Regions from separate parts of the Homo sapiens genome. Here regions 1 and 3 are each linked to region 2. Evidence: chromatin loops called from intact Hi-C (ENCODE). Cell type or tissue: heart right ventricle. All regions are shown on one strand.

What was found. Peaks named below come from ENCODE experiments on the same cell type or tissue, not always from the same donor. Only the 100,000 strongest peaks of a DNase experiment are listed, where the experiment ranks them.
Region 1: it touches region 2 in a loop (20-fold over the local background); 70 of 110 quality-filtered maps call a loop at or near these places.
Region 3: a loop joins it to region 2, with 3 times the contacts of the local background. A loop is called at or near these places in 10 of 110 quality-filtered maps.

Annotation. Positions count from the first base shown.
Region 1 is chr20:41,737,277-41,739,776 of GRCh38, forward strand. No RefSeq gene overlaps it. Among named protein-coding and RNA genes, the nearest start is that of CHD6, 120 kb to the left of the region's middle. In heart right ventricle, a CTCF peak has its summit at 1,497 (motif pointing right); a DNase peak (open chromatin) is centred at 1,513.
Region 2 is chr20:43,186,515-43,189,014 of GRCh38, forward strand. All of the region lies in intron 1 of PTPRT (protein tyrosine phosphatase receptor type T), which reads right to left. Among named protein-coding and RNA genes, the nearest start is that of PTPRT, 2.1 kb to the right of the region's middle. In heart right ventricle, a CTCF peak has its summit at 1,429 (motif pointing left); a DNase peak (open chromatin) is centred at 1,437; H3K4me3 peaks cover 835 bases; H3K27me3 peaks cover 2,236 bases.
Region 3 is chr20:41,887,970-41,890,469 of GRCh38, forward strand. No RefSeq gene overlaps it. Among named protein-coding and RNA genes, the nearest start is that of CHD6, 270 kb to the left of the region's middle. RefSeq lists an enhancer at 659-1,295. In heart right ventricle, a CTCF peak has its summit at 1,382; no DNase peak of the experiment used is centred here; H3K27me3 peaks cover 255 bases.

The DNA.
Region 1 (2,500 bases), 1.4 Mb before region 2:
GTCAGTATGGAAAATAGCATATTAAAATATGTTCTTTATAAAATTAATATAAACTAAAAATCTTGAATGTCGAGTTACCATTTTTCAGAAAGAACAAATAATTTTTGGTGAAAGGATCCCCTGTCATGCAGGGCAGAGAGAGCAGAGCTTTCAGGAAGAAGCCCAGTCTTGGGACCATAATAGAATTTGAGCCTGCTTGCAGCATAGAGATCCTTAATTTCATTTCACAGATGATGAAATGGCTCAGAGAAGTTGAATTGGCAAATCATGCTGTAGCCAGGCTTAGGATCTATGTCTGTTTGATTCTAAGACTCACGTGCATTCCACCATCCTCTTTCAAACATCAGGAGGGGGTGAACTTTAAGGTCCCTTTCAAGTCTGAATTTCTACACCTATGAAGTCTCCCAACCATGTGGACCTGTGACCTCATCTTCCCTTCCTTAGGGGACTCCAGCCAGAGACTTACTGCCCTGGGGGAGCCTCAGTTGCTGTTCTACAGACCCAGCTTGTCAGAACCTCAAAGATAAGGCTTTTAAAGAACCTTTCAGCTCTTCCCCAACTAAGCATGACTCCATACAACTGCGGTTCTCATCTGCACATAATTTAATTCCTCTTCAGCACAAAGAGATGGTAAATCAGTTGTGCATGTGTATGTGTGTGAATGTGTGTGTGTGCACGTGTGCATGTATGGATATATATGTGCGTATTGTGTGTGGGGGGTAGTGAAAGGGAACCAGATAACCACACTTAACACTGGGGGTCAGTTCAAATTGTTCCCAGCAATCAACTCCCAGCAGGCTTGTCAATGCAATGCTTGAAGGCTTTCGTTCTGAGTTTCCTGGAAGAGAATTGAGACTTTTAGTTTTTAGCTTACCCATCATAAAAGAAGCTCTATTCGACTCCTTGTTCTACATCACACACACCACCCCTGTGTCCTTCCTAGCACTTTTTCCAGGGCACTAGTATCTCAGTAATTATTTGAGTTATGTTGCCTCCCCTACTAGACTATATGCACTATAGCAGACAGCGACCATATTTGTTTTCCTCATTGTGGTACACCCAGTGCCTTGTATAGGGCCTTGCACATAACAGGCACTCAATAAATATTTGTTAAATAAACGAACAAATCATTTAGTTCAAAAAATCAGTGTTTCCTTTGATGGGCAAGAAAGGCATGCTTGTGTAGTGGAAGGCCTGTGAAAAGCATAGTTTTTCCTTAATCTGCACCTGTGTATTGCATGTTAGTTAGCTCAGCAAATGTACATTTTCTCTGGGAAACTTCTGAAAACACAAAGGTTACATGCCATTGAATCCGTGCTGAATTTGGTGATTGATTTTATGTTTTTTTGATCTTTATAAAGGTTGGGCAGTGGATCAGGTTGTTAAATAGCAAAGCAGATATCCTTGTTAAGATATCCAAAGGTGTCAATTCTCAGAAACTGGGTTTACACACCCAGTGAAGGGCAGACACAGCCCGGTGGTGTTCTCCAAAGAGCCACAAGATGGTGCTGCTGTTGCTCCCCAGGCCTGGCCTTTTTGCTCACGCCTGTAGCCGCTGGAATAATTACAGTAAAAAGCTCTTTATAAGTTAGAAGTGATTGCCCGATAGAAACTCTGCTCGAATTTTGGCTAATGATGGAGACTTCTCACAATGAATGCTTTTGAAGAAGGCCTCAGTGAAAGCCTTGCATTCTTGGTGTATTTTCCAAAGGCACCAATTGAGAGAAGGAAAAATGGCTGGAAATGGCAGCCTCCTCCCCAAGAACCACCAGCAGACAGTGAGCCCTCCAGCAGCAAGGCTGGATTGATTGGCTGTTCTCTCAGGCATAACTCTGTCTCCAGTGGCATTTTCCCTCCTGGCCCTTTGAATCCTCTCCCACGGATCCAAGTTGTCTGTTAGCAGTTGTATCATTGAGCTGGGTTCTGTTCTAGCTGCTTGAAGTCTCTGATTTAATTGTAATGGGCTAGGCATGCATTTGTTCACTCATTCCTCCATTCATTCATTATGCATCCAGTACTTGCTGTGTGCCAGATACTGTGCTAGAAACTAGGAAAGCAACTGCAAATAAGGCAGCCAAAGATTTGGACTTGAGTTTTCCCCCGACCTCTGCTCTACCCTGATCCAGCCTGATTCTGGCCAGCCCTCGCCCATGGTGGAGGGACTCCTTTTCCCTCTGCCTCATTTTCCTATTGGGTCTATGCCTGGGTCTTGTACAGTTTGATGATCTGAACTGTAGCTTTAATACTGACTCTGAGAGAATGCCTAGGAGCCCTGCCTGTCCTGGACACCTTATCTGCTGGACAAAGAAACTGATCTGAGTTTGGGTGACTAACCAAACCTGTTTTCTTGGTACTGAGAGGAGAGATAGTCATGGGATGCAGAACTTTCAGTTTTAAGAAAAGTACTGATGAGTTTCCCAGGATGTGAGACTTTCAGTGCTAAAACCTGAAAAGTCCTGGGCAAATTGGGGTGGGTTTGTCACCATAGGTCAGCTTCCCC
Region 2 (2,500 bases):
CTCTGATCGTGGCTGTGAAAGGTGACAGCTATACGACTACATGGAATACCATCTCAGCTGGCAGCCTGACACCTTCAAGAGCTGTGCTGAGTACAAGCAAGAAGAAATTAAGTTGAGTAGAAAGAGAGTCGGTTGTAACCCAAGAATATGGTCTGCTTTTACTATGTGTTTGCGATTGTTGCTGGAACAGAATTTAAGCCACGTTTGCACATTAATTGTTCTTTTATTAGGAAACAAATCAAGCAATCCATGACAGAAAGTAAAATTCGACTGTACTGCTAACAGTTCCCCAGAGGTATCCAACGGTGATTATTGAGTTAAATGACTACATTGCTAACAATTGCAATTGCAAGTCAGTCCCCTATAAGATACATTTTTGCTCTCAATATGTGGATTCTGAAACCCACTAGTAAATGAATTCATTATCCCCTTATTCATTTAACTGTCTCTCTCTTCCCCCATCCCAAATCATGTTTTGCCACATTGTTAAGAGGCTGTTTCTAAAGGTTTTTTGTTTGTTTGATTTTTACTATCATTCCTTCCAAAAACCGTCGTGGCTCAAGAAATATGTCTTAGAGTAAGGAAAAAGGAAATTGCCTTTTGATGACAAGCTTCCGCCCCGACTTTTGGACACTGAGACCAACATGTTACAGCAAAACATATTAGCCCAACTATGTTATGGATGTAACCTTATAAATTGAAATTGCTTTCAAGATTGGGAATTTTCAGATCAAAAGAACATGGAAAACACACTACTTAGTTTTAAAATGTATTTGTCCAAACTTGCCAAAAGTTTTAAATAAAATACTTTAAAGGAAATCAAGTTATTGTCATATTTATACTAGATTTGAAATACTAACAATTTCTGAATTTAGGAATAAAATAAGATAAGTCCATTTTTAAGTCAACATTTACAGTATTCTTGTTTTGACAAATACAGATGTTCATGAGGAACCCTGGGGAAAAAAAATCTAATTTAGATGGTCTAGTTGCCGTTAAACTGGAAAGGAGAGGACAGATATATACAGAAAATCCCCATTTCTACAAATGTGTGAGGCTTAGAATGCACCAGTTCTCCAATACAAGCTAATCCCATTCGTTTAAGGAGCCCCTGGCACAAAGGCACCCACTTGCTAAATATATGCTATATCGCAGGTTTGCAGAAACCACCCTGCCCAGGTAGACCCAAAAGAACCACAGATTTCTTCCCAAACCATATTCCAGGATTTCTTTTCTTTCTCCTGCATTCTAAAGAGCAAACAAAGAAAAGGTGCTCGCTCCTCACACTTCTCTAAATGTTTTAACAAAAGGCTGCTGAATAAACACATTACTCATTTAAAAATTGAAAAGAAGTTCTATTCCTGATATGAAAGCAACCAGATTTGCATTTTAATAGTTGTGGGCGAGCGCCACCTGGCGGGAGCATCCGGAACGGGCGGCGTTCAGCACTGGACAGCTTCCCGAGCCGGTACGGGTTTTACCGCTTGCTACCCAAGAACGATTCGAGACCCGTGATGGAATATTTTTGATCCTGTTTCTGCCGCGGGAACGTGAGTGGTATTAATGTGTGGTTGGCCGGTCATGCCTTAGAGGATATAAAATCTGAGTCACGAATCATGCCTGGATCCCCAGGACTGCCCCGGGCATCCTCCCTAGTACCCCTCCCTCCCCTAGCACACCTAACACACCCCCCAAAATGAGGAAAACAAGAATTGTGCACCATCTTTAGAATGGTGCTGTAGCTGTCCCTCTTCTCTCACTTGCTAATCCAACCTTTCAGCTTCACACACCTCAAAAGGAGTGTCTTCGTCACCCAACTTCCCAGCCAGGGAAACAGGCTGTCCCTTCACAGAAGTCGCCTATTCCGCTTCCATTTTAGTACCAAGCAAGGAAGGCTCTAAAGCATTTCCAACGGAATGTCCTTCCAGCGGCCCTTAACCTCAGACGCAGCTTGTGCAAAGACGCTGTACCTCCCCACAGGTTCGTTCTTTTGCTCTTTCTTTCTTCCTTTCCTTCTTTCGGTGAAATAATAAATGGGCACAGCTGTTGCTTAGCGATCCGAAACCAGCCTGTTCCTGCGTCCCACGGGCTGATCTCAGCCTGTCCCCGCAATCCCAGCCACCTCAGGCCGGCGTGGTTACACCAAAAGCAATCGGTGCTAAGAAACTTTAAGGTGATTTTGAACTTGGAAGTACACCTGCAGCACTCCCTTCTCTTCCCTCCGCCGCTACTCTTGGGGGGGGGGGGGCTCGGGGGTGGAAGCTGCCTGCGGTGGGGCTTGGTGATGTGTAAGACCCTGGACTGTGGTGCCCTCCAGCACCCGCCAACGTGCCTTTAGGAGCACGGCAGGCACCACCCCCCCGCCCCCGCTCCCCCTACTCTGGGGAACTACCTCTGCTCACCGCCTTCCCGTGGCCAAACCCAAATATGAGTTCCCCGAACTTTTCAGGAGCGGACGCGCTCACGGGTCAAATCCACTCCCCTCCAAGGGCCTTAACAC
Region 3 (2,500 bases), 1.3 Mb before region 2:
TTACATTAATATCCAATGCACGAATGCCAGGTACTGAGGGTCATTGGCAGCATCTTGAAGCTGTCAGCCACATATCCCAACCATGACTGTGATCAGCATACTGTTGGTCATTGTATTCCATTGTTACCGCTGTAATATCTTGGCTATTTCTTTCTCTGCAGCCTTACTACCTCTTTTGTGGTTCATTGTCATCTTTCACCTGGACAGTTGCAAAAGCCTCTTGGCTGGCCTTCCTGCCTTCTGTCTTCCTTCTTCCATCCATGTCCCGTTTCTGGCTTTGTGGCTGAGGCAGGAATGGGTGATGGTGGTGTGTGGTGAGCAAGGAGTCTAGTTCCAGACTGGTCCATTAGAGCATGGGTGGGTCCATTTGCAGAGTTATTACAGTCCAGGTCAGGTATGAGCCCCAGAGGCATGTTCTGGGTGGTGAGGAAGAGGACAGGTAGGAGTGACGAGAGTCTGAGCTTTCACGAGGAGCCTAAGAACCCTGGCTACAGGAGCAGGGGCTTGGAATAGAGGCCCAAAGCAGAAGGCAGAGCTCTGAATGTGGCTTCTTATTGGTGGTTCCATCTTCAGAATGCCATTCTGTGACTGTGCCTTGGAACCGGAATTGGGCACCAGTTGTCACCATGGGCCCTGTTGCACCAGGCAGGCTGCCGCTGGCCGCTGAGTGACCACTTGGTCCACTGCAGCCTCATGCGCCATTCAGCAATATCATTCCTTCCATGCCTTCCACCTGTAGAGACAGAAGGGGCGAGCCAGGAGCAGGGCTCTCCCAAGGCCTCCTTAGTGGCTGTGAGAAATTCGCTGATCTTGTTGGACGTGTCTTGCCAGAGTCTTCTTTCCCTTTGAAACTAAACTTGCTCTATTTTTAGAAAGCACAGAATAGCAGAGAGAACACAGGGTCTGGGGCAGGCAACTCTAAGATTGGAGTCTGTCTCTACTACTGATTACCTGTGTATCCTTGGGAAGTTATTTACCTTCTTTGAGCCTCAGCTTTTTGGTCTGTAAAATGGGGATAGCAAAGCTTACCCCATGAGATAAATATGAGAAAACATTCACAGGTGCATACAGCACAGTGCTTGTTCAATAGCGGGAAATCAAATCAAATGGTTTGGGAAGAGAAGTATGCAGAGCACATAGGGGCTGCCTCAGAGGTGGGTTCTTCAACCACACAGGTGTTGTGGATAGGATCCAGGGCTTCAGGGATGAGAAGCGGGGATTTGGCAGAGAAAGCTGTGGCTGATGTTTCTGGGAGGCAGATTTTGATTCCACACAATGAAAAATTTTCTGCCTTTCAGAGCTTTCCTGAACAAAGTTGCTTTCCTATGGAGGAGGTGAGTTTCTTGTCCTTAGAGGTGTTCAAGCAAAGCCAGAATGGCCACTTGGTGGGGATGTTGCAGAGGGGATAAAATATCAGGGCGATGCTTGCAAGAGAAGATTGCTAAGGTCCTTTCTAATCCCTGGGAATTAACATTTAAGAGAAATCTGAATGTAACAGATATGACATAAATACATGACAGCACTTTCTTAGCTGCAAGTCAGTGTGAGGAAAGGGGTGGTCATTGGATTTCCAAAGGCTGGGGTTTGAAGGCACTGCTGATTTAGGAAGGAGGTGGAGCCACAGCTCACATTTGAAGGGACCTCCTGCAGCTACAGAAATTACTCTTTGGAATAGACAAAGGACATATTGCAGGCAACCTGTGGTTTGTAGCATAGCTGGGGAAATCAGCATCCCAGGAATGGTTGTTACCCACCACTTGGACAGGAAATGTCACAGACAAAGCCTTGTTTTCTGCTGCAGGAATTAAAGTTCAGAGGCAGCTGCAAGAAAATCAATACCAAGCTGCTAAACCCTTAATGAACGACAGCAAAAGGCTGATGGTGTTGCCTAAAACAGCTTTTTTAAAGCTGCTTGTCTGGGGTGAGAGTGTTAACAATAATTGATTGAGCTCCTATGAGGTGTGGTTTCCAGGGTGCAGCTGCGCAATGTAGGGAAATGCATGTTGGATCCAGGAGCAGTCACCACGGGCTCATGTCTTGCTTGGAAGCTTAGTCATCGGGTTACTGAGTCAGTCATTAGTGTTAGCAACTTGGGAGTCCAGTTGTTAGGCCTATATGCATGCAGCCACTCCTCTCCACACCCCACTGGGTCGGGTCCTCTGGCAAAAGATCAATAGCCAGATCAGAATCAAAGTTCCTGTTTTAGCCATGATTGAACAAGTGCTCCAGGTCCCAATTCATTGCCCTCTGGGAGAAGCAGAGCTCGAGAAACTTGTTCTGGCTGCTAGGCTTAACTAGGCTTCCTGTTTCCTACTCACTTTTGCTTAAATCGGAGGTTTTTTTGTTCTGTTTTGTTTTTTTCAAACAAACCTATAACTCGACAGAGAAAATGAACAACCTGGCAGAAGGGAGGGCAAGGGTATATGGCACACCACCCATCGGTGAAGTGGAGCTCAGTAAATGCCACCCCCTGAATGACCCCATTAGCCATTCCTCCTCT